Regions from separate parts of the Homo sapiens genome. Here regions 1 and 2 are each linked to region 3. Evidence: chromatin loops called from intact Hi-C (ENCODE). Cell type or tissue: PC-3. All regions are shown on one strand.

Evidence for each region. Hi-C counts contacts between places; a loop is a spot of excess contacts. Peaks named below come from ENCODE experiments on the same cell type or tissue, not always from the same donor. Only the 100,000 strongest peaks of a DNase experiment are listed, where the experiment ranks them.
Region 1: a loop joins it to region 3, with 7 times the contacts of the local background. A loop is called at or near these places in 37 of 110 quality-filtered maps.
Region 2: a loop joins it to region 3, with 8 times the contacts of the local background. A loop is called at or near these places in 7 of 110 quality-filtered maps.

The regions. Positions count from the first base shown.
Region 1 is chr3:45,216,114-45,224,113 of GRCh38, reverse strand. LOC101928636 (a long non-coding RNA gene) reads right to left here. Exons shown (of 4, transcript XR_001740675.2): 4 at 7,340-8,000. Among named protein-coding and RNA genes, the nearest start is that of TMEM158, 6.2 kb to the left of the region's middle. In PC-3, no CTCF peak of the experiment used is centred here; DNase peaks (open chromatin) are centred at 4,903 and 5,373; H3K4me3 peaks cover 2,024 bases; H3K27ac peaks cover 2,191 bases.
Region 2 is chr3:45,394,211-45,402,210 of GRCh38, reverse strand. It overlaps LARS2 (leucyl-tRNA synthetase 2, mitochondrial), which reads right to left. Exons shown (of 22, transcript NM_015340.4): 3 at 7,524-7,778; 4 at 1,838-1,966. The coding sequence starts at 7,757. Among named protein-coding and RNA genes, the nearest start is that of LARS2, 9.6 kb to the right of the region's middle. In PC-3, no CTCF peak of the experiment used is centred here; no DNase peak of the experiment used is centred here; H3K4me3 peaks cover 809 bases; H3K27ac peaks cover 1,296 bases.
Region 3 is chr3:45,661,838-45,669,837 of GRCh38, reverse strand. It overlaps LIMD1 (LIM domain containing 1), which reads right to left. Exons shown (of 8, transcript NM_014240.3): 3 at 4,121-4,188; 4 at 1,482-1,544. Among named protein-coding and RNA genes, the nearest start is that of LIMD1-AS1, 23 kb to the left of the region's middle. In PC-3, a CTCF peak has its summit at 4,511 (motif pointing right); DNase peaks (open chromatin) are centred at 1,677, 2,987 and 4,497; H3K27ac peaks cover 2,892 bases.

The sequences.
Region 1 (8,000 bases), 450 kb after region 3:
CGAAAATGACTCACTTTAAAAGGCATGTAGATTTCTTTTCATATGCATGAACTTTAGCAGATAAGCACATTCCAAAAGCTGGTATTAAAACCTGAGATATTATTTTGGCATTTAGATTTTTTAAAAAGATAAACTCTTGGGGGATAAATAGTTAATGATCACAAGATTTTCCTCACTCTTGGTTTCCATGTTACAGTGTCTGCTGTGTAGTAGTTTCAAATTCTTCCAGGTTTTCAGAAGAATAAGTAAAAAGTCCTTAAAGAGACTTAATATTAAAAATTATTTTAAAAGCGTTTTTAAGAGACTTTGAAAGCTGCTTTCCCTTGCTCCATCTCGTCCTCATTTTGCAAGCATATCTGAGATTGGTCTAGAGCTATAGTTCTCAAAGCCTGGTCCCTGGACCAGCAACATCAGCATCACCTGGGAACTTGGAGATGCAAAACTTGGGCTCCACCCAGGACCTATAGAATCCGAAACTCTGGGATAAAGCCTAGCAATCTGTGTTCTCACATGCCCTCCAAGGCATTCCTATGCATTACCAGTTTGAGAACTGCTCTGCTGTGTTCTAGTGGAATGGAACCCTCAAATGTAGGTTGTCTCCTTTTATCTTGAGATGTCTATTATATCAAATAAATGGGATGCTTATTTTCCCAGCAATCTGGCTGAAGGAGAGGCTGGGTCATTGCCCTGCAGCTTCAGCTGCCCCTTTGACTCTTTGAGGTCCTGAGATATCTGTAGCAGGTACCAGCCCCTGAGAGGGGAGAGGGTGGAGTATTGATCTTTGTAGGTTGTAAGCATCACCATTTTTTAACCCTGTGGTAACTGGCAGGAGAAAAGTCAATAATTTTGCTAACCTTGATCAATTTAATGTAATCATAGCATTTATAACTCTGGAGACACATTATGTATTCTTTGTACACACATGTAATCACTCTCCCTGCTTTTTTCCAAGATGTATACCATGGCTCAGAGAGATTGAGCATCTTGTCTACAATCACACAGCTACACGAGGCAGAGCTGAGACTAAATCCAGGATTTCTGCCTCCCTGAATGGTATTGTTCGTCACTAGAAACTTCTTTTCCCAGGAAAATTAGGAGCTCACTGCTCAAGGTCCACCGTTTTGTTGACCTACCCTAGCCAATGTCAGATTTTGTGTAGCTACAAACCCCAAAGAACCTGATAGCATTAATTTTAAATGAGACACTCAGGCACTTAATGGAACTTTCTATATATGGGCCCTAACATCTACCTTTTAGGGGTGATTGAAATATCAACATCTATTGACTTTCAGAATTGCCAGTGGAACCTGCATGTGTGCATGTGTGTTCTGGGCTATGTGTGTGTGTGTGTGTGTATCACTGATGGACTAGTTAGTCCCAGAAAGTGAGGACAGAGCCTGTAGGTCCTTTTGATCTTGTTCAGCTGTAGTCGCCCACTGGGTAAAGGAAGTCAGGCCTTGACAAGTTCATCTGTGGGGTCTGTATTTTCTAGTCAGTTTGATTTGCATCATCTCAGTAGTGAAACGCTTCCAAGTACGTAATTTACTAAGGATAAGTCAGGAGTTCTATGACAGGAAAAGACGTGTGCCATTTTAGCCTGTGTACATGTGCACATGGCACCCCCAGATTCCAGCCCATTTATAAAGCTTCGTGGGGCCAGCTTGAGTTGCAAATGATATAGCGGAGTCCCCAGGATAAATCATCATTGTCAGTTATTTTTGCTTCTCCTGAGAGAAAGTTTACTCCTGGGGAGAATGGATACCCCTTGTTTAATATCCAGCTGCTGCCGAAGGCTGCCTTACTGAGTTTTCTGCTTTCATCCAGAGAGCTGCCTCCAGCCCCAGATCTGAACACTTTAGTCTTCTTTGGGTCTTGCCTCAGCGGAAGAGACCACCCTGTCTAAAGCCGCACCTCCTACCTGGGGCACCACATCCAATGACTGATCAACACAGGGGCAGAAAGACCCAGCCCTCTGGCCACAACTGGGGCAGCTCTGAAGGGTCCTCCACTACCCTCCAGCGCCCGCCCCTCTTCCATTCAAGACTGACTTCCCTCAGGGCTGGCTGAGGTGTCCATGGAGATTTCATGGAGTTGAACTACTCCCTCTGTCCACGTCTGCCTCCTCCCATTCCTTCCCTTCCACAGGCCTTAATCCACACTCCCTAATAAGCCTCTTGCACAGTGATCTCTATCTCACAGACTGCTTCTTGAGGAACCCCACCTGTGACAGGCAATTTACCCAACAACGTGCAGAATTGTTCTAGCCATGTGGTCATTAGGCACATATGAGGAGCACATCACAAAAATGCTTCTCATTTGCATTTTTTTTTTTTTGGAGACAGAGTCTCACTCTGTCACCCAGGCTGGAGTGCAGTGGTGCGATCTTGACTCACTGCAAGGTCCACCTCCCGGGTTCACGCCATTCTCCAGCTCCAGCCTCCCAAGTAGCTGGGACTACAGGCGCCTGCCACCACGCCCAGCTAATTTTTTGTATTTTTAGTAGAGACGGGGTTTCACCGTGTAAGCCAGGATGGTCTCGATCTCCTGACCTCATGATCTGCCCGCCTCGGCCTCCCAAAGTGCTGGGATTATAGGCGTGAGCCACCGCGCCCGGCCTCATTTGCATTTCTTTTACACAGATCACACATTTCTACTTTTTCTCTTCCGTCTGGATAGTTCTCTAATAACCAGAATCAAAGGAGGATGCCTTGTTTCTTTCCCCCTCACATCACCTTATCAGTCAGGATACACCAGGTTATGCTCCAGTAATAAGCAATCTCAGCTTCTGGTGGCTTGTGCAAGAAAGGTTTATTCCAGGCCGGGCGCGGTGGCTCACCCCTGTAATCCCAGCACTTTGGGAGGCCAAGGTGGGTGGATCACTTGAGGTCAGGAGTTTGAGACCAGCCTGGCCAACACAGTGAAACTCCATTTCTACTAAAAATACAAAAATTAGCCGGGCATGCACTATAGGCACGCACCTATAGTCCCATCTACTTGGAAGGCTGAGACAGGAGAATCGCTTGAACCCCTGTGAGGTTGCAGTGAGCCGAGATCATACCACTGCATTCCAGCCTGGGCAACAGAGCAAGACTCTGTCTAAAAAAAAAAAAAGGTTTTTTCCTTGCTCATGCTGTCCAAAGGTGGCAGGAGTTCTGCCCTTTGGAATCCTTCAGGGACCCAGATTATGGGGACTCTGGCTCAACAAGGTGGCCGCCATCATCTAGGTAGGAGGAAGCAAATCCTGGAGGGTCTCACACTGGCAATTCAGTATGCTCCAGGCAGGAAGTCACGTCCTTTCTGCTCATTGATGAGAATTGTCATGTGGCCCCACCCATCACAAGGGAGCCAAGGAGTTCACATTTCCCGGTGGCCAAAGGGAGAGGAAAACTGGCATCAGTGAGCAACATTAATGATAACCACGACTTTCAGCACTGCCATACCTGTGTGATCTGTGGCCACCCAGAAGAATTACAGGACTTGGTTTGGTGAGTAGACAAAGGATCATTCTAGAAGTGCTGGCTCTAGACTCTCCTCCTCTGACACCCATGCCACCTGGCCATGCTGGAAGCTACCTGCTGCTCCTGGGGCATTTGACAGACAATGGCGGTATCAGCTTGGTAGCTTTCCAAAAATAGAGGAGGGGATATCCCTAAAGAACTTAATCTGGAAGATTTGCACTCTGGATCCCCACGGTCTAGGAATCTTGAGGGATAGGAGAATAGTTAGAAACAAAATGGGGAGCAAGGAGAGTGTGTCAGAACAAGCATCTCGGCTCTCCTGGCCTAGCCCCTCCTCCAGATTCATTAACATCAGGGGCATGAAGAGGTGGGTCTTCACTCTCCTATTCTCTCCTTTTTCTGGGGGCCAATATCCTCCATTTCCCAGCTAGATTAAGAGGTTTTGAGCTAAAAGGATTGGGAGAGTTAAGAGCAATGTAAATGGCATTCATTTCACAGCTAAGCCTTTTCCTCTGGCCGGAGAAGCCACTAGGAAAAGGAGGGGATAACAGAGGCTAACTGCCCAAATTCACCCAGCTCACTGGGGCTGGCGGCCCTTGTGTGCACCTTGTCATGGGTGCTCAGTGGGGCCTATTCCTGACTACCCTCTGGTCTCTTGCTGGTAGACCTTCTGTTCAGCCCCCGCCCCTTCAACTCCCCACCCCAGGGCAGACTGGCTCTATAGACAGTGCCTTCGCCCTTCCCGGCTCTGCTGCGCCTCTTCTGGGACATCTCTCCCAGTGCAATACAGGGCTCATTCTGGGCTGGGAGTGCCGAACCCCTTCACCATGTGTGGGACTGCTGGGGAACAAACCTTAAACTGGAACACGGCTGCTTACTGCGTCCACTGTGGGCAGGCACTTACCAGACATCACCTTCCCTTCTTGGGTCTTCCTTGCTGGGTCTTTGGTTTTAGGGCAAAACTGCTTTGTGCAGCCTCCACACATGAGGAGACGCCTAAGGTCCGCTGGATTCTCCTCACCAAGGCTCCATTCTGCGGGGATTCTTGTTCTTGGTATTTTCTCTGGTTCTTACCCCAAGTACAAGTTTCCTACTTGCCTCCAGCTCTCAGACATTTTCAAGACGCTCACCCGTCTGGTCTTACCATCTCCCATTAGCTCTAAGTAACTTAATTTTTTTTTTTTTTTTTTTGAGACAGCATCTCACTCTATTGCCCAGGCTGGAGTGCAGTGGCACCATCTTAGCTCACTGCAAACTCTGCCTCCCAGATTCAAGCCATTCTCCTGCCTCAGCCTCCCAAATAGCTGGAACTACAGGCACCTGCCACCACACTCGACTAATTTTATATTTTTAGTAGAGACAGTTTTCCCTATGTTGGGCAGGCTGGTCTCAAACTCTGACCTCAAGGGATCCGCCCACCTTGGCCTCCCAAAGTGCTGGGATTACAGGCATGAGTCACCGTGTCTGGTGAGTAACTTAAATTTACAAATTTTTTGTCCATTCCCCACACAGCAACACTGTCCTCGGTCAGCTCCTGCTGTTTTCTTTACAGCCAAGGTCTCTGCAGACAGCAGGCCCCCATGCTTTCGCCGCAATCTTCTGTTTCTGGTCTTTCTAAGAGGCTGCCTTCTTTTCTGCCCCTCACTTCCAGCTATCAAGATCACATAACCCTCAGCCCAATCGATCCAGCCAGTGCACCATCCCCTCCAAGCCTAGGCATCCTCCAAGCCTGTGCTGACACTGGATGCTTTCTGCCACACCCCGGGATGGGACAAGGCCCAAGGTTATTTTGAGGAGGGTGGGGATTTCCTGTGGTCGTCTGAGGACAGGTGGCATGGCTGTTCACTCAGGACAATTAAAGGCCTTTCTCCTCGTCTCACCCTTAGTATTTTCCTGGCGTTCTTATTGCCTGAGCATTCCCAGGACTGTCTCTCAAAGCACTAGAGTGCTGCCAAAGATGCATTCTTTTGTGTGCTTTCACAGGATCAGTGATAAAAATCAAAATGATTGGCATCTTGATAACATGCCAAGGCCTCATTTTGACTATGGAGACAACATGCCTCCCAGCAAGCTTTTTTGGCACTCTAGAAAATAACCTACCTTCCAGGTGCCCCACCAGGACCCCTTTTGTTCTGTGATTAGAGTCCTTGCTGGGCTACTGGCAGTCCTATCAGACTTCCTGAGGGTCAGTGGGCATGGGACAGAAGGCTGCTGGCCCTATCTCTCCAACCCCCCAAATACCCCAACCCCAATCTAGAGGTCAAGTGGCTGCAGGTTGGAGAAACTTGTTTAGAACCTGACAGAGCCCCCAGAGTCCCCTTGCGATGGCACTCCAGGCCCCTCTGAGCCACCACTGTTACCAATGCACTTTTCTATCCCGGGGGTAACATTTGTGATTTCCAGCCTACCTATAGGGCTGCCTTCTATGGTAGCCACTCTGGACTTAAATCATGATCCACACTGTGTAAGGATCTAGAACTGTGGTCTTGCTATTGTAGTACCTTGGAATCTTATTTCAGAATATTTATGATCCTCAGGAATTCCCTGGCTCAAGTTAATTCCATGTATTATTTGTTCTTGCAAGATAGATGCTGATTTTCTTACCATAGAATTTAACATTACGCCCTATCTTCCCTCCTGTGTTTCTAGATAACTCTGCAGCTGCTGAGGGAGGACTACACTAGAAAATAGTGATAATAATAAATATGATTATTATACAGTAATCATAATAAATATGATTACTAATAACGGTTCCCTTGGACTGGAGAGGGAAGAAGCAGAAGAAATAGAAGGAAAGGCAATAACTAAGAGGAGAGAAGGAAAAGAGAATTGAAACATCAGCTCTAAGAACAGAAAGATGATCCCCTTTCTCATCAGCCCCGCACTCGCACAAAATGAGAGACCCAAATGCTCCCACCGCAAGGCACAGGGGAGAATGGAGTGGGTGCCCTGGAGCTGGAGGCTGAGGCACGGGGAGAATGGAGAGCAGAACATGCACATGGAGGACCCTCCATGGGAAGACTCCAGGCAGGAGGGGCACATGGGCAGGAGCCTGCCTGGTGGCTGGGAGCAGGTTCTGCTGGCTTCTATCCTGCAGAGCTATCCCAAGGGGACTAGCTCCATCCTCTCTCCTTGGATCACTGAGTTCCAGTGTCTCACTCAGCCTGAAAGGCACATACCACCATGCCAGTGCAAGGCCATCACCATGTCCCTGAGAGGGGACCTGTGTTGGTTAACACTGTGCAGGTCCATCAGAGACTGAGAATGGATATTTTACCATACAGCATTGCCTGAAGTCATAGAATACCTTGCTAAGTAAAAAAGAAAGAAAAGACCACACATCTTCCTACTACCCAAAACTAAGCCCTGCAAACATTTTGGTGCATGTAGTTGCAGTTTTGTTTTACACGTGTGTGTGACCATAAGTAATTATTCAAATTAAAAAATGGAAATGGCCAGGCGTGGTGGCTCATGCCCGTAATCCCAGCACTTTGGGAGGCCAAAGCGGGTGGATCACCTGAGGTTAGGAGTTCGAGACCACCCTGGCCAACATGGTGAAACCCCATCTCTACTAAAAATGCAAAAATTAGCCCGGTGTGGTGGCAGGCACCTGTAATCCCAGCTACTCGGGAGGCTGAGGCAGGAGAATTGCTTGAACCCGGGAGGCAGAGGTTGCAGTGAGCTGAGATCACGCCATTGCACTCCAGCCTGGGAGACAAAAGCCAAACTCCATCTCAAAAAAAAAAGGAACTGTGTTGTGCATAACTGCTTTTAAAACTTGTATTTCTTTACTAGACCAGTGTTATATCATAGAAAAATTAGAAAATACCACTCATAAAACAAATGAATCAATATCTCCAATAACCCCCAGCACCCAAAAGTGAGCATGACTGATATTTATTGATGGGTATTCAAATGGATATATTATACATATTTTAACCCCAAACTGGGTACCTGCTTCTTAGCACCCTGCATTCCTGCACTCAGCAGCTCTTAGGCAGTTCCCTCCCTCTGCAGAAGGTCATAGAGGGCTTCTCACGGCAGGTGTGTGAAGGCTGTATTCTTGATGCGTGGGTCAGACATCAGCTGCACAGGATATTGAAATCTATCAAGGCCAAAGACCTAATGGAGATGGGGGAGGGAGGATTGGATCTGCTATATTTCCCTTCCCAAGTTTATCATCTCCAGACACATATCAAAACCAGACCGAACTTTCCGCCCCTCCTGGCAGAAACATCTCTGCTTTTGTGTCTGAGATTTCAGATGAGGCTGATAAGGAACAGAACACAACTTTAGAGGATGAACAACTCAATTCGTCTCAAGTCATAACTGCAAACGGCTTCGTATTTCCTGGGTTTATTTGATGTCTTTGGTCCGAAAATGAATTCTGAGATCCAATTAGCAGGAAGGATATTGCTCCCGTGTAATGCTGCTCCAAGAGCTGTCACAACATATGGCTGAGTTAAAGCTGCAGCCAGAACCCCTCTGAAGTCAGAACATCCAGAGGCTTGCCAGAGAGGAAAAGATCTCACCAGAGGTCGG
Region 2 (8,000 bases), 270 kb after region 3:
CTCTTTGAATCCTTTTAACAGGCCAATGGGGCAGGTACTATTTTATCCCTATTTTATAGATGAGAGAAAACAAGGTGTTGAAGAGGTTAATTAATTAACTACTCAAAGGCCACACAGCTTGTAAGTATTAAGAGCTGGAATTTGAATCCTGGCAGTTTGGTTCAATGGGCCATGCTCTCAGCCCTTCTTGAATACTGCCATATTTCGTAGGTGGATAAAGAAGATATTATGATTATCCAACACCCATCTTAAAGATGATGTGTTGCTAAAGATTGCTAGTAAAGATTAGGCTCTGGGCTAGGTGCGGTAGCTCATATCTATAATCCTAGCACCTTGGGAGGCTGAGGTGGGTGGATTGCTTGAGCCCAGGGGTTCAAGACATGCCTGAACAACATGGTGAAACCCTGTCTCTACAAAAATTACAAAAAATTAGCTGAGCGTGGTGGCACACACCTATAGTCCCAGCTACTTGGGAGACAGAGTCGGAAGTTGAGCCTGGGAGGTCGAGGCTGCAATGAACTGTGATTGCAACCACAGCACTCCAGCCGGGGTGACAAAATGAGACCCTGTCTCAAAAAAATTTTTTTAAAAAGCAGGCGGGGGGTAAAGAGGAATGGCCCACATCAGCCAAGGAAGGGCGTTTGTCCTCCTCTCTCACAATAAATTTCACCTCATTCTTCAAGGCCCATATCAGATTCTTTTTTTTTTAAGATAGTGTCTCACTCTGTTGCCCAGGCTGGAGTGTAGTGACACAATTACAACTCACTGCAGCCTTGACCTCCCAGGTTCATGTGATTCTCCCACCTCAGCCTCCTGAGTAGCTGGGACTACAGGTGTGTGCCACCACACTGAGCTAATTTTTTGTATTTTTTGTGGAGACAGGGTTTTGCTACATTGCTCAGGCTGGTCTCGAACTCCTGGGCTCAAGTAATCCTCCTGCCTGGGCCTCCCAAAGCACTGGAATTACAGGCATGAGCCAGGTGCCCAGACCAGATGTTCCTTCTTTAGTGGCACTTTCCCCAACTCCCCAGAGTTGTTACTCCCCAAATATCTTTTCTTAAAAAAATTATTTTTTTCCATTAGAAAATAAATACATGCTCTGCCGGGCATGGTGGCTCACACCTGTAATCACAGCACTTTGGGAGGCCAAGGTGGGCGGATCACGAGGCCAGGAAATCAAGACCATCCTGGCTAACACAGTGAAACCGTCTCTACTAAAAATACAAAAAATTAGCCAGGCGTGGTGGTGGGCACCTGTAGTCCCAGCTACTCGGGAGGCTGAGGCAGGAGAATGGCGTGAACCCGGGAGGGGGAGGTTGCAGTGAGCCGAGACTGCGTCACTGCACTCCAGCCTGGGCGACAGAGCAAGACTCCGCCTCAAAAAAAAAAGAAAAGAAATACATGCTCAAAGAATATGGAAAATATCAAATAGAACAGAAAGAAATATCTTGCAGTCTCACCTGCCACTCATAGCACTGATGTGTATTTGTACTGTTGACCTCAGTTCGTTATATACAATGATTCTCTACTCATGGGTGAGTATCTCCTGGGAAGATTATCAGTGTTATCCACATTTGTATCTACCTTTCACCCCATTCCCATCTGATCTCCACCCCAGCACAACACCCAACTCATGGCTGCCCCCCAATTAACCTAGATGCTTTATTATAATATCATCTAATCCATAAAAGGAAACACTGAGCTTTTCATGTCCATCTTCAAAGCTGTCCTAATCTTAACTAAAGTTGGTTTTCTTCATTTGTCTTGAACACATATTACTACATGCCAACCCTGCGTGTGGCAGACAAGGGCTGCTCCAGCAGGCACCTGTTCTTACCTGCATCCCTCTCATCTTCTGGAACCGTGCTATGGTGTCGCTGATGGTGTAGACACGCACATGGCCCATGTGCAGCTTACCAGAAGGATAAGGGAACATGGAAAGCACGTAAAATTTTGGCTTCGATTTCTAGGAAAGAACGACAATGAGTATTTATTAAGCATTTTCTGGGAACTCTGCATGTATACATAATATTTTGGCATTTTACACAAAGTAATAATTTAACATTTTAAAAGTTTCCTTTTAAAAAGAGTGTTCCCAGAATGTAAATCAATTAAAATGTCAAAAAGCAAAATTCAAAGCCCTGGTTTAAGCTAAAGAATGTCCAAAATAATGCCAAACAACCTCTAAGTGTTAAGTACCCATATATCTTTTTTTTTTCTCTTTTAAAAACTTATTTTTTGAAAGGAATGAATTAACAGTATTTGCAGTGACCTGGGTGAGATTGGAGACTATTATTCTAAATGAAGTAACTCAGGAATGGAAAACCAAACATCTTATGTTCTCACTGATATGTGGGAGCTAAGCTATGAGGCATAAGAATGATACAATGGACTTTGGGGACTTTGGGGGAAGGGTGGAAAGGGGGGTGAAGGATAAAAGACTACAAATAGAGTACAGCCTATACTGCTCGGGTGAGGGGTGCACCAAAATCTCACAAATCACCACTAAATAACTTACTCATGTAACCAAATACCACCTGTACCCCAAAAACCTATGGAAAAAAAAAAGAAAGAAAGAAAAGCGGTCCCAATGCAGACCCGAAGAGAGGGTTCTTGGATCTCACGCAAGAAAGAATTCAGCGCCAGTCTGTAGAAGAAAGCGAAAGCAAGATTATTAGGAAAGTAAAGGGATAAAAGAATGGCTACTCCATTAAAAAAACAAAACAAAACAAAACAAAACAAAAAAACACTTCTCTTTTAAGACAGCTTCTATCTAGGTCCTTAAAGAACTGTTTGTTTTTCCGAAGGAAGCTCTAACATACATATATCCATATAATTCAAAGAAGCAATAGTTGAATCACATAGATGTAACATCTCTAAAAATGGAGTCTCTTCCTAAATTCTCTATAGCTGCATTCTGACGTAGGTTTAGCAGTAATAACAGGATCCTAAAGTACCAATTTGGGTCCTGAGTTTCCCCATTGTATTGAGAGCCTATCTTTCAACAAAAATGTTGAAATGGGAAGGTAATGAGAAGATCCTTTTAAAAAGGGAGAAGGTTGTTGTTCTCCAGGGATGATAAATAAGCAGCCTCAGACCAGGGTTATATAACTCTCCAGCTTCCAAAGAAGCAGCTTCATCATGAGAAACATAGACAACTGTACATGTATCTGAACAGAAGGAACACAGGCCAATGAGTCCTTATTGGATCACTGACTTCTGGCATCTTAATTCTTCCCCTGGTAAAATGATGAATGTCGTCATGAGTGTGCACATGAATGGATAAGGCAAACAAAGATGGTAGTCCTTGAATTAACTCCTACTGGGGGGACCTACTGTTCATGGGGGGACCTACTGTTCAAGGGCAAGAACTGTGCTTTAGTCACCTCTTTCTCCACGTCTGCCCCCAGTGCCAGCAGGAGTTTCATAAAATGTTGGATAAATGTTCGTTGGCCTTTGTGCTCCAAAAGCCTGATAACTGGCCCCTATGGAGCACTTTTTACCCAGCAAACTTCACAAATCCTACCCAAGTAATAGGAGGGTTCCCCACACCCAAGTTTAAATCATCTCATGACAGGGTCAAGGGTGGAGGGGCTGGAGAGAAAGGAAGAGCAACAGGTAACTGGGTAACTGATTCTGTTTCGTCACTAAGGGTCAGAACTTCTGCTTTTATTTATTTCTGCCTTCTGTTTTTTCTTCCTGGCCTTATTCCCTTGCTAGAACTTTACTCCAGTTCTTTAAGAATTTGCTTCCCCTGAAGTAATGCAAACAAACACGAAACAGAATATTCATAACCCTTCTTTTATGTACATATGTGGGATGGGGTTTTTAAATATTGTTTGCTGAATGTTCGCATGACTGATAATACACATAAACCAAATATAATCAGTAGAGCAGAAGAAACCAGAAATCAGATTCTTGCCAAGGAGTTCGTAAACTTCTTTCAGCAAAGAAGTTAAACAAACCTTTAACGGAACCATTAGCACGTGGCAAAAAGAAACCCACAAAAACTAGAGTAGAACTTTTCTTTGTGCTGCCCATCCTCTAGAAATTACCAAGGAGTGTTAAGCTGCCTGAAGGAAGAGATGGGAAAAAGAGAACAATTAAGAAATCTGGATCATACACAAATTAGAAAATCATCTGGAACTGCTGAAATGACAACTACAATGGATTTATACAAACAGGATGGAAAGCAACACATTGGTCAGACACTTTAATTAGAAACTGCAGATTTATAACTCTTAGGAAAACCACAGAAATCTGAGAGAGGACCTGAGATTCAGGGGTTGGTGGGAACTCAGGAACTTAATAACTGTCCTTAAGAAAGTGAGTGGCAGATAACCTTCTCAGCTTATGAGCAAGTCGTCCAAGGAGGTACAAGACCCCATTCTTTTACTTAGTGCAGAATCAGAAGAAAACTATCCACTCAATTCATGCCTTACTCCTTACAATGAATTAGGCTTATGGCTTATTCTTCAGAAATTTTTAGGAATATGGGAAAATAGCTGTTAAGAGTTCTTTGGGAGCTAGGAAAACAGTAAAATCCTTGATCTAAGCTGTTTCTAGTTTTTCATTTGAAAGTTTTTACATAAAATTATTTTTATTATACTAATGTTTGTTATGTATTTAATTTACCAATCTTGCCCCAAACATTTTCCACCTGTAATTTCTTTACTAGCATCTCTTGTTTTACATTTGTTCAATAAAGATTAAATTAATAGCAAAATCAAATGAATAATTATATACTAGCTAAGCCAAAATCCAAATCTGAGTTCATAAAAGATACATAGAAAAGTATTGTTTTCTAAAGTCTTTAATATTCATGAAGATTTCTGTTTATTACAGAAAAGGTATTCAGCTTATTGCCTGTCCCTGCCTTTTGCTTTTCTGCATGAATTAAGTCATTTTCCTCTGTGACAATGAAATGAGTTCTATCATCTGGGGGTGGAAAAGAGAGAAGGAATGATGGGAGTTTCTGTTATAATTGAGCAAGAATCTGATTGAAAGGGAAATTTTCATAATTATATAAAAGTATAAGAATTTAAGCCTTTAAAAGAGATTAAGATTTAAATGATAGGGAAAGGATGGCTTTTATAAGTGGGTCCTATTATTTTTGTCAGCTTCTGACTTTAGAAGAAAGATGACTTCTGCCTCTTTATAGATCACGCTCTGAAGCTGTGGCTGAGCCTAGAGGGTGACAGAGTAAAAGGAGCACCTCAATAGGAATCCGGAGCCCCAGTTCTGGTCCTAGCTTTGTCACTAGCTGTGAGGCCTTGGGCAAATTCTTTTGCCTTCTGGGATCAGTTTGCTAACTGTAAATCAAAGGTGAGACAAAAGAAGGTTTCTGTGTGGAAAAGCATGAGCTCAGGAATCAAACACACATTTGATTTTGAATCCTGGCTCTGCCATGTCTTGGCAAATTACCTAAACCTTTTTCTGAGCCTCAGTTTTCTTACTCCAAAAATGAGGATAATAATACCTACCCGCTGGGTTGTTTCAGGATTAAATGAGATAATCAATTGAAAGACAGTGCCTGGCACATGGTTAAATGCTCATTAAATGCAAATTATTTTTTAAATGATAAATATGGTGATTTCAAGACATTCCATTTCAAAAAACTTATGTGAGTGGATTTCAAGTGAATCTGATACCAGAGTGAGATCGATTATAAATGCTTCAAAATCCATGAGCATTCCGTCATAGTCTCAGGTCCTGATAGACACACCACGTTCTGATCTTTGTGTATCTTTTATTTATGTACCACTTCAGTTTGTAAAATGCATTTTGTCACACATTTTCTCATTTGATTTTCAAAACAATTCTGTGAGATAAACAATGCAAGGAGCCCAGAATCCAAAACATTAAATGATGTGGCCTGGATCACACAGGTTTCCTGGGGCAGAGCCAGCATTGCAGCCCAGGCTCTGGCTCACTCACTGAGTGCTCACTCTGCTTTGCCATTCCTTGATTCAAACCCTGATAGGGGGCTGCCAGGGGATCACACACAATGCCCCTTATGCTATCTCCCCAATTGCTAAAACAATTTATTTTGATCCATTTGATATTTTAAAAAACTGTATGCTTAAGAAGAATGAGATGTCACAAAATCAGTAAGCTACAACATCAAAACATTTGGAAGTCAATAAATGATTATCTAAACCAAAAGGGAAAAAAAAGCTAATTTTACTGTCCTCACTCAGAATTAAACTGCTCCTTAAGAGTTTGTTTTCAAAATCTATTAAGTTACATTAGTCTGATGATGTTGACACAAGGGCTTTTCACTTCCTAACAAGGTAGAAGTCAAGCTTTCATTGTAAAATTATGTATTACATTCAAACCTTCCCTTTTTTTCATTTCATTTTACTTGTTACACACTACATCTTTTTCAATAGCAATTTTTCTTTCTAACCATTGCCCAAAATCATCTTTCAGTTTAACACAAATAGCTCTCCTCCCCTTACTCATTTTTCATAACCACCAATCTCACAGAAAGAATGAATGTGTTGACCGAATCAGGAGATGGGGAAAAGGCAAGTCTAGAGAGGTGTGGTCTTGTGCAGCTGTACTTATTCAGCTGCTTGCCTTGGGCCTAATCTCTTTATTAAACATAGAGGGTTTGTATTATTTGACTATAACTACTACAAAGAGATGATCAGAATTTAAAACTCCAATCAGATTCAAACATTTCATGTAACAATCACATCTCCCAGCTGTCATTTTGACCAGTATCAAGAGGTAAGGGTTAACACGTTCCAGACTGATTCCCAGCAAGCTGGCCTCCCAGAAAAGGAACAGAGAGCACTCTGTGGAAACTGGCTGCAGCCAAGTATTATGCTTCCACCATTAATTCAGGTAGAGTGCCGAGCTGGTGTACCTGGTGCAGAAGCCAAGGGTCCACTAACTCATGTAGCTGCTACCTCAAGGTTAGACCCTACCCCAGTTCACAACAGTGAAAGGGCTGGTGTGCCCCAAACCATGATGCTAAGGCAGCAGAACAGAGTTGGAGGCTACGATTGCCAGGGAAGGGGCAGTTACTTCTCAGAACATGTAGCCAGCGAGGAGCCCAGGTGCCTCTCCTGGAGTCTCAGATATGACCCTGCCAGATCCCTGTGTGCTGCCCCACCATGCAATGGACCACAAAGGACCCATCATCTGGTAGAGCTCCTATTTTGATGAGCTTCCCCAGTAAATGTTGCTCTAGAACACCTGGTTTGCTGCTGTCTGTCATACACCTCGTGCGCAATATTACTATGTGTGCATCCACCACATTGGAAACTCTTGTAAACACTACCTTTGTATCACCTCATTTATGCCTCCCAATCCATTTACCCCTCCCAATAGTGCAGGTGGGCACTATTATGATCACTCTCCATCTCAGATAAGAGAATTGAAGCACAGAGAAATTCAACAATTTGGTTCAAGGTCACATATTTAATATCTTATTTGAACCAGGTAGTCTAACCCCAGGGTCCAAACCTTCAACCCCTCTTCTCTACCCTCTTAGAATCTCTCAGAATACTCACATCAGCTTCTGAAATTTTGGAGGCCTGTTCTTTTATTCGTTGATGCCACCATTTCTCAACATCCTTTCTTGTCTGCAATGTATACTCTTTTGTCCACTTTCCCGTGGCACTGTAGATGCTTCTGGTACATCCGGGAATTACTCTCCTTTCCCACTTGATGACATCTGGCCCACCATTTAGCTGTCTTTTCAGAAGAGAGGCATAAAAACCCAATCTCTGCCAAACAGAAGCCATTCTTCAGAAGGTGAGAAGGCCCTGAAAAAGAGGGCAGAAAGCACACTATGAGCTGCCTCAAACCCTCCCCAGAGCTTATCTTTCCATTTGGCACAGTCCAGTGTTCTGGCCCTGTGCTTTCCTCTTACTTTTAATAATTTCTTTCCCTGAAAAGAATACTTTAGCAATTCAATTGAGCTAAACACAAACTTTTTAATAGAAAATATAAAGGGTCAGTAACCCCTAACATCAAAGATGCAAAAA
Region 3 (8,000 bases):
AAACCACCAAATCCCCATCAACATGAGATGGAGAAATAAATTGTGCTATATCCATACAATGGAATTCCACTTAGCAATACAAATCAATAAACTACCAATACAGGTAACAGCATGGATGAAGCTCAAAAACATATGTAATAAGACCTGAAAGAGTCTATACTATATGTTTCTATTTATATGAAGTTCCAAAACCAGCAAAATGAATTTCTGGCAATAGAAGTTGGAATAATGGTTGCCTTTGTGGGAGTGGGGTCTTGAGTGGGAATAGACAAGAAGGAACTTTCTGGAGTTTGGGAAGTGTTCTATATCTTGATCTGGGTGGTGGTTACAGGGGTATATGCACATGTGAAAACTCGTTCAGATGTACACTTAAGATTAGTATCTTTTACTCTATGAGTTATTTCTCAATAAAAAGGTAAAATTAAAAATACTAATAATTAGAAATTATCTTCTCTAGAATGAAATTAATGAGTCAGCTTAGAGAGGGACTTAACTGTTTCCAACTTAAAGTATGTTATATAATCATTTCCTCTGATCAGTATATTAAAGAACTTCTTAAAGGCTGGTTTCCAATGGTGAACAATTTGATGTTGTATTCATTAACCTCATAACCTAACCCTCTAGGGAAAAATTGTCCCCACTGAAGACCTGAAGCCCAAAATAACCTCAGAGAGCCAGTGACTGAGCAAAGAATGGAATGTATAAAACCTGGTCCTTGCTCTGCTGTCTCAGAACTAAATGACAGGCCCTAAAAACTCATCTTCGTAATGGTGTGAGCTGGGCATAACACAGGGAGAAAAACAACTTTGCTCCTCTGGCTTTCTGCATTTGACTCCAAGGTAGCTGAGATTTCTGCAGTAAAAACAGACTGTATTTAGCATCTCACCTGGGATGCCACAAGGATCACAGAGAAGCCAGAGGGAGGCCAGTGCGATTCAAACAGCCCAGAGGAGGAGAAAGCATTATCGGAAACATGATAGCGTGTGCTCTAGATGGTTAAAGATGTTAATTCCAATAAAAGCCAACAATGTGGGTTCTATTAGAACAAGCAAGCTGTACTTTACAGGGACTTTTTTTTTTTTTTTGAGGTGGAGTCTCACTCTGTTGCCCAGGCTGGAGTGCAGTGGCGTGATCTTGGCTCACTGCAAACTCCGCCTCCAGGGTTCAAACAATTCTCCTGCCTTGGCCTCTCAAGTAGCTGGGACTACAGGCATGCACCACCACGCCCGGAAAATTTTTGTATTTTTAGTAGAGACAAGGTTTCACCATATTGGCCAGGCTGGTTGGTCTCAAACTCCTGACCTCGTGATCCGCCCGCCTCGGCCTCCCAAAGTGCTGGGATTACAGGCATGAGCCACTGCGCCCAGCTGTAACCACAAATCAAGATAAGAAACACTGTCCTCAATTATTAATTTCTTTTTTCTCTGAACACCTCCTCCTCCACCTGAGATGCTGTTCTCTTCTTTGGCTGACCTACTCACCATGTCCATGATCAGATGTCCACAAAGAAAACACCTGTCAGCCGACTGCTGGAAACCAGAGTACTGCAGAAGAAAAAGAAAAGAAAGTTAAACCCAGACTGGTAAGATGAATCAGCCACTTCCCCAACAGCCAAGAGGATTATAAGGAATTTCTCAGAAAGATGTGTCACTCTGTGCAGAATTCTGTCATCCCCAAGTACAACACAGCTGTGGGCTGAGTCATAGAATATTCTCTGCCACGAAAGCCATCACAAATACTAGTACCACTCACTCTAACAATGACTGTGTCTGGGCACCCACAGCATGCCAGGCTCTATGTAAGGGACTGTATATAGAGATGCTTTAATCCCATCTCAGTGGTTCTCAAAGAGCAGTTCCCTGGCATCACTTGAAAGCTTGTAAAAAATGCAAATCCTTGGGCTCCACTCCAGACCTACTGATTTGGAAACTCAGGGGGTGGGTTCTGGCAATCTGTGTTTTCACAAGCCTTTCAGGGGATTCTGAAACCATCACTCTAATGCTTACAACAATTCTGCAAGGTCTACATTATTACCCAGAATCCTCAAATAGAAGCAGAGGGCAGCTCAGAGAGGTTAAGTGAACTTTTCAAGGTCACACAGCCAACAAAGGGTAAGGACAGAAATCAAATTCAACTCCGGTTCTGGTTAAAAAGCTAATGCCTTTTATAGTTAGCTTCAAAGAAACTTAATAAATATCTACTTTACCTTACCTTATCTTACCTAAACACATACACACACACAGTCTTGAAAGACATGAGGTGCTCTCTTCAAAAAACATACTAGATGCTACACGCTAGACTAGAAGTTTGGGTATTACAAACACAACTTAACTGGGGGAAACCTTATGAAAGGAAGCTGGGAAAAACAAAAAAGGGAAACTTTCTGCAACTCTACACCATGTGGTGGAGGTTTCTGTTGTCTGGCACCTACGCCCCATTCTGGGGGTAATAGCTCTCTATTTTCATTTGAGATCCAGCCCCCAGCTCCACACCACGTGGCTCCCATCACCATGTGGGCTGGCTCCATGCCAGGGCCCAGGCAGGGCATTGACAGATCTGGCCCATCAGAGCCTTGCATTCCTCCAGCACTGTTACTTTTTCCAGGCGTGGGCATGTGGCCCAGTAAGAGCCAATGAGACTCCATCAGACGTCTGTGGAGGATTCCGAAGGAGGGACTGGCACTCTTGCCCATCGGATGTGAAACTGAGAGAATGTAAACTCTGGGGTCCTCCCAACATCTGGCCATCACATAGGACCTGAGACTGAAGCTAACACTGAGATACACGGCCAAAAACTGTGGAGAAAATGACTCCTGAGGCACTGCTGGAATAATTTCCTTTTTACTTAAGCCCGTTTGGGTTTGCTAGTCTGTTTCTGGCCAACAGGAATCATAATGAATCAACTTTTCAGTGAAAACCAAATAGAGCTTTTCTCAAGGGAAGGCAGGGAGAAGCTGGCCCTGAGCCCATCTCTGCATCTCACATTCCTCATCCCTGAGATGACAGAGTCATTTCAACCACCAACTACCAAGCACCCAGTCTGCATGGCATCTTGTTAGAATCTGCAGGTGTGAAGGTGAAGACGCATGTTCTTTCTATCCTGGAAGCTTTCAGTCAATGGAGGAGAGACTTGTAAGCAGACATACTGCTCAGGGCTAACAGCCCACAGCCCTGCCAGGGCAGGCCCTGGGCATGGTGGCAGCACAGAAGAGCTCCTCCATTGTGGGTGCAGGAGGGACAGGAAGGCTGTTGGGGGGATCTGGGAAAATAAAGGGGCAAGACATTGCAAGCAGGGGAAATGGCCCAAGCAAAGGCACGAAGGCATGAGGTTGCATAGGTGTGGGCAGCTGGGGATTCCAGACCTCGGAGAGCTTCTGAGTGTGCTTTGTACCCTGCACATGCTGGGACCAAGCAGGCCAGGTTTATGCCCTATAAGGCCTCTTGATGCGGGTGTGCGGAGGCCGTTAAGCTAGCCTGGCTGAGCCATGCCGGAGGTATGAACGGAGGCAGAATTGTGGAAGACATGGCAGCACAGAGTTCAACGCCTGGCTGCGTTCAAGGAGGTGGGGTTGAGGACAAACCTAGGAGGCAATTCTCACAGATCAGGACCCAAGGCAAGGTAAGATTTTTCTGCTTCACAGAAATATGGTGAGGGGCTGGTACGTGAGGGGTTGGGACACAGCCCAGGGGCCAGTGGGATGCCAGCAGCTGGCCTCAGAGGTGCGGCAGGGCTAGAGCTCAGGTCTGGGAGCCACTGGCACATGGATGGACTTCCAGTCCATGGGAGAAGCTAGATCCCCAGAGAGAGTGGGATGAGAAGAAGAGAGCCCAGGTCCCAGTCCAGTGGTCTAAGAGGAGGAGTCCAGGGTGGTGGAAGAGGCAGAACTGCAGAAAGCAGCAAGAGGATAGCCAAGTGACCCCACAGTTCCTTCAAAGTACAAAGCTGTGTGGTTTGCCATTGGCCTCAGGAACATGGCCACCCCCAAGTATCTACAGAAGGAAAGGCAGGGCCCCTCTCTCCAGCAGTGCAGCTTCCCTACACGCTGGCCCAGGTCCCCCCAGGCCCCTGCCCTCTGACTCTGGCCAGGACATGCAAGGGGAGGCTTCGGTGACACACTCACCAGGAAGTCTTCTTCACAAAACACTTTGCCGTTGACAAAATAAAAGGCTTTTCCTCTCAGCTTCCGGCCTAAGGAAAAAATCACAAACACAGGGTAAAAAAAGAAAAATTTTAATATGCAGTGGAAAAAGTGAAAAGTGAAAAGCAAAATCTTTAGGCAGAAATAAACACGTAAAAACCGCCAACTGTCAATGACACTTTCCAGTTCCTAAAAGATGCCGTGGCCCTCGGCGAGAGGCAGGCAGGCTGAGGCCGGGAGGAAGGGTGCCCTGGCAGGTGCTATTTGGCAAAAAGACTCAAGGGCTGACTTGGAAGTCATCCTACGCTCACCTTCCAGCACCTCCTATCTGCTTGGAAAGATGCCAGCAAAGCATTTGGTGGCAGGACAGCAGAGGCAACACAAGGGGGCATCCAAGCAACAGTCTCTTGTGAAGATGCAGTTTCCCACAGGCATTTATGACAGTCACCTTGGACATATGCTCCAGGACCATTGTGACCGCCTATCAGGAGAGTCCTATACATTGGTTAACTATTATTTTCCTATCTTTTTCTCACCTAAACTGTAGAAAACACACATTGTTGGAAGGATATTTTTGTTTCTCTTGACCTAAAACGAGTAGGCGGGAGTGGGAAAAGTTCAAAGCACCCTGATTCCTTGGATGGAACTCTTGCTTCCATAAGGCTAACACAGGTAAACATCCTTTATCAGTCCCTCTCATCTCTTATGGAAAACACAATGGGGCTGTGAGCTCAAGGTCAGCAGAGGGTGTCCCGGGATCCCCTACTTGGCAGTATTCACAGATCTGAGGGCATTTCCAGTGCTAGGCTCAACACATACTCAACAGGCAATGTGGGGGTTTCAGAAACTGAATGAACTCTCTGCAAAAAGTTAAACCAAGCCCTTTGGGGCCAGCCCACAAAATGAAAGTAAAATCATCATTGTCACAAACAGTGCCCGAGATACAGAGAAACCCGCCAGACGAACACTGGCTGCCCTCGCCTGGTGACGCCCACAGGAGGCAAAGCAGCGCAAGGCAGATAGCGACAAGACTGTCAAAGAACATTCCTCAGACCTCAGAGAGGACCCTGAAAGCATCAACGCAGCGGAAAAGGCATAAAAAAGGAAGTAACTTTAACTACAAATCCATCTTCTTTGCTGTGGTGGTCGTTGCTACCAGATCTAGTGTTGTCTGAATGTTTCCCCCAGCCCTCCTGTAGGTTCCTGTAGGACTTTTTAATACTCTGAGTATATGCTACATTCCTTGAAGATATAGCTAAGTCAGCTTCATACTTGGAGGGGAAGCTTTGGCAATACTCTAACAGAGTGCAGTACATGTTGAGTTAAAGAAAAAAGGAAGAGTAAGCCATGGATCAGAAGATGGCCAAAGCACATATAAAATGCTATTAGTATCTGGCCGGGCACAGTTGTTCACGTCTGTAGTCCCAGCATTTTGGGAGGCTGACACGGGAGGATCACTTGAGGTCAGGAGTTTGGGACCAGCCTGGCCAACATGGTGAAACTTTGTCTCTACAAAAGGTACAAAAATTGGCCGGGCACAGTGGCTCAAGCCTGTAGTGCCAGCACTTTGGGAGGCTGAGGCAGGTGGATCACCTGAGGTCAGGAGTTCGAGATCAGCCTGGCCAATATGGTGAAACCCCATCTCTACTAAAAATACAAAAAAGAGCTGGGCATGGTGGCATGCACCTGTAACCCCAGCTACTTGGGAGACTGAGGCAGGAGAATCGCCTGCACCTAGGAGGCGGAGGTTGCAGTGAGCCGAGATCATGCCACTGCACTCCAGCCTGGGTGACAGAGGGAGACTCTGTCTCAAAAAAAAAAAAAAAAAAAATTAGCCAGGCATGGTGCCACGCACTACTTGGGAGTCTGAGGCAGAAGAATCACTTGAACCCAGGAGGTGGAGATTGCAGTGAGTCAAGACTGGGCAACAGAGCAAGACTCTGTCTCAAAAATAAATAAATAAAATAAATTAAAATAGTATTAGTACCTAAGACACAAAGAACACCAATTAATAAGAAAAAGATAAATAATCCAATGGGGAAATGAGCAAAGGGCAGGAAGAGAAAGTGCATAGAATAGAAAACCTGTTATACCTTAGGAATAACCAGGATTATTAATCATAACCCCAATATCTATAATAAAAAGATGTTCTATCCTATCAACAATCAGGATAATGCAAACTAAAACCACAATGAGATTCTATCTCACTTTCATAGATTGGCAAAAATTACTAAATCTAATAGCATGTCTTGGAAGGTGTGGGACAAGAGGAGCCCTTTCACACTGGTGGGAGTATCATCAACTGGGATGACTACTTGGGAACAATTTGTCAAGGGCCAATAGATCTGAAAATACACATAATCCACAACACACTTCTAAGGTTGCCCCTTGAGAAGATTACCCAAACATGCATGAGGACAGACATGTATGGATGTTCACGGCAACGTTGTTATGGAAAAACTAGAAGCGTCTTCAGTGTTCACTAGATATGAGAATTGATAAATAGACGAAGAAACTGGAGCTGTATTTACTGGATGTAATACCAGACAGCAGTCAAAATGAAAGGGCTAGATCTATGCATATCATTATTAATTGAACTGAACACCAGTGCAAATAAGGCAAAATGCCTGAAGATATACCAATGATCGTATATGTGTAAGTTTGAGAGTGCGCACACACACATACACAAACTAGTACTGTTTTGTTTTTTTTTTTTGAGACGGAGTCTCGCTGTGTCGCCCAGGCTGGAGTGCAGTGGCACGATCTTGGTTCACTGCAGCCTCTGCCTCCCAGGTTCAAGTGATTCTCCTGCCTCAGCCTCCCAAGCAACTGGGATTACAGGCACTCACCACCATACCCGGCTAATTTTTGTATTTTTAGTAGAGATGGTGGCCAGGCTGGTCTCGAACTCCTGACCTCAGGTGATCCACCCACCTCGGCCTCCCAAAGTGCTGGGATTACAGGTGTGAGCCACCATGCCCGGCCACAAACTAGTACTGTAAACTAGTACTGTATGTTTTTTATTGACAATAGTATATATGGTAACAGTAGGAAAATTTCAATTCATAATGGCAGCTGCCCTAGGGAAGGAAGGGAGAGGATGGGAAAAGGAATCAAGATGATTCCAATTTTTATATAATATTTTATTTCCTTTATAAAAATACAGAATCAAAGCTACAATGTAAAAATGTCTGTGCATTCTGGGTGATAGGTAAATAAGGATTATTTCCTATAGTACTTTCCAGTAGGTTTTAAAATACACACACAATTTTTATATATTTAATTTCCTTTATAAAAAATATCAAACCAAAACTATAATGTAAAAATGTCTGTGCATTCTGGGTGACAGGTAAATAAGGATTATTTCCCATAGTACCTTCCAGTAGGTTTTACACGCGCACACACACACACACACACACACACTTAGGTGAAACACCGTAAACGAAAAGGCAATAACAAACTAGAGCAAACATCTATACTGTATGACAGAAAAGGATGTAACTCTAATATGAAAATAACTCAAGTAACAGTCCTATATAAAAAATGGGTAAAGAATAGGCAGACAAACCACAAAATAAGTATGAATGATCAATAACTATAAAATAAAATCTTTAGCTTTCCTCATGATTTAAAAAATATTGCTGCCAGGCACAGTGGCTCACACCTGTAATTCCAACACTTTGGGAGGCCAAGGTGGGAGGATCACTTGAACCCAGGAGCTCAAGACCAGCCTAGGCAACACAGCAAGATCCCATCTCTACAAATAATAAAAAAGTTAGCTAGGTGTAGTGGGGCACGCCTGTAGTCCCAGCTACTTAGGAGGCTGAGCTAGGAGGATCACTTGTGCCTAGAGGTTGAGACT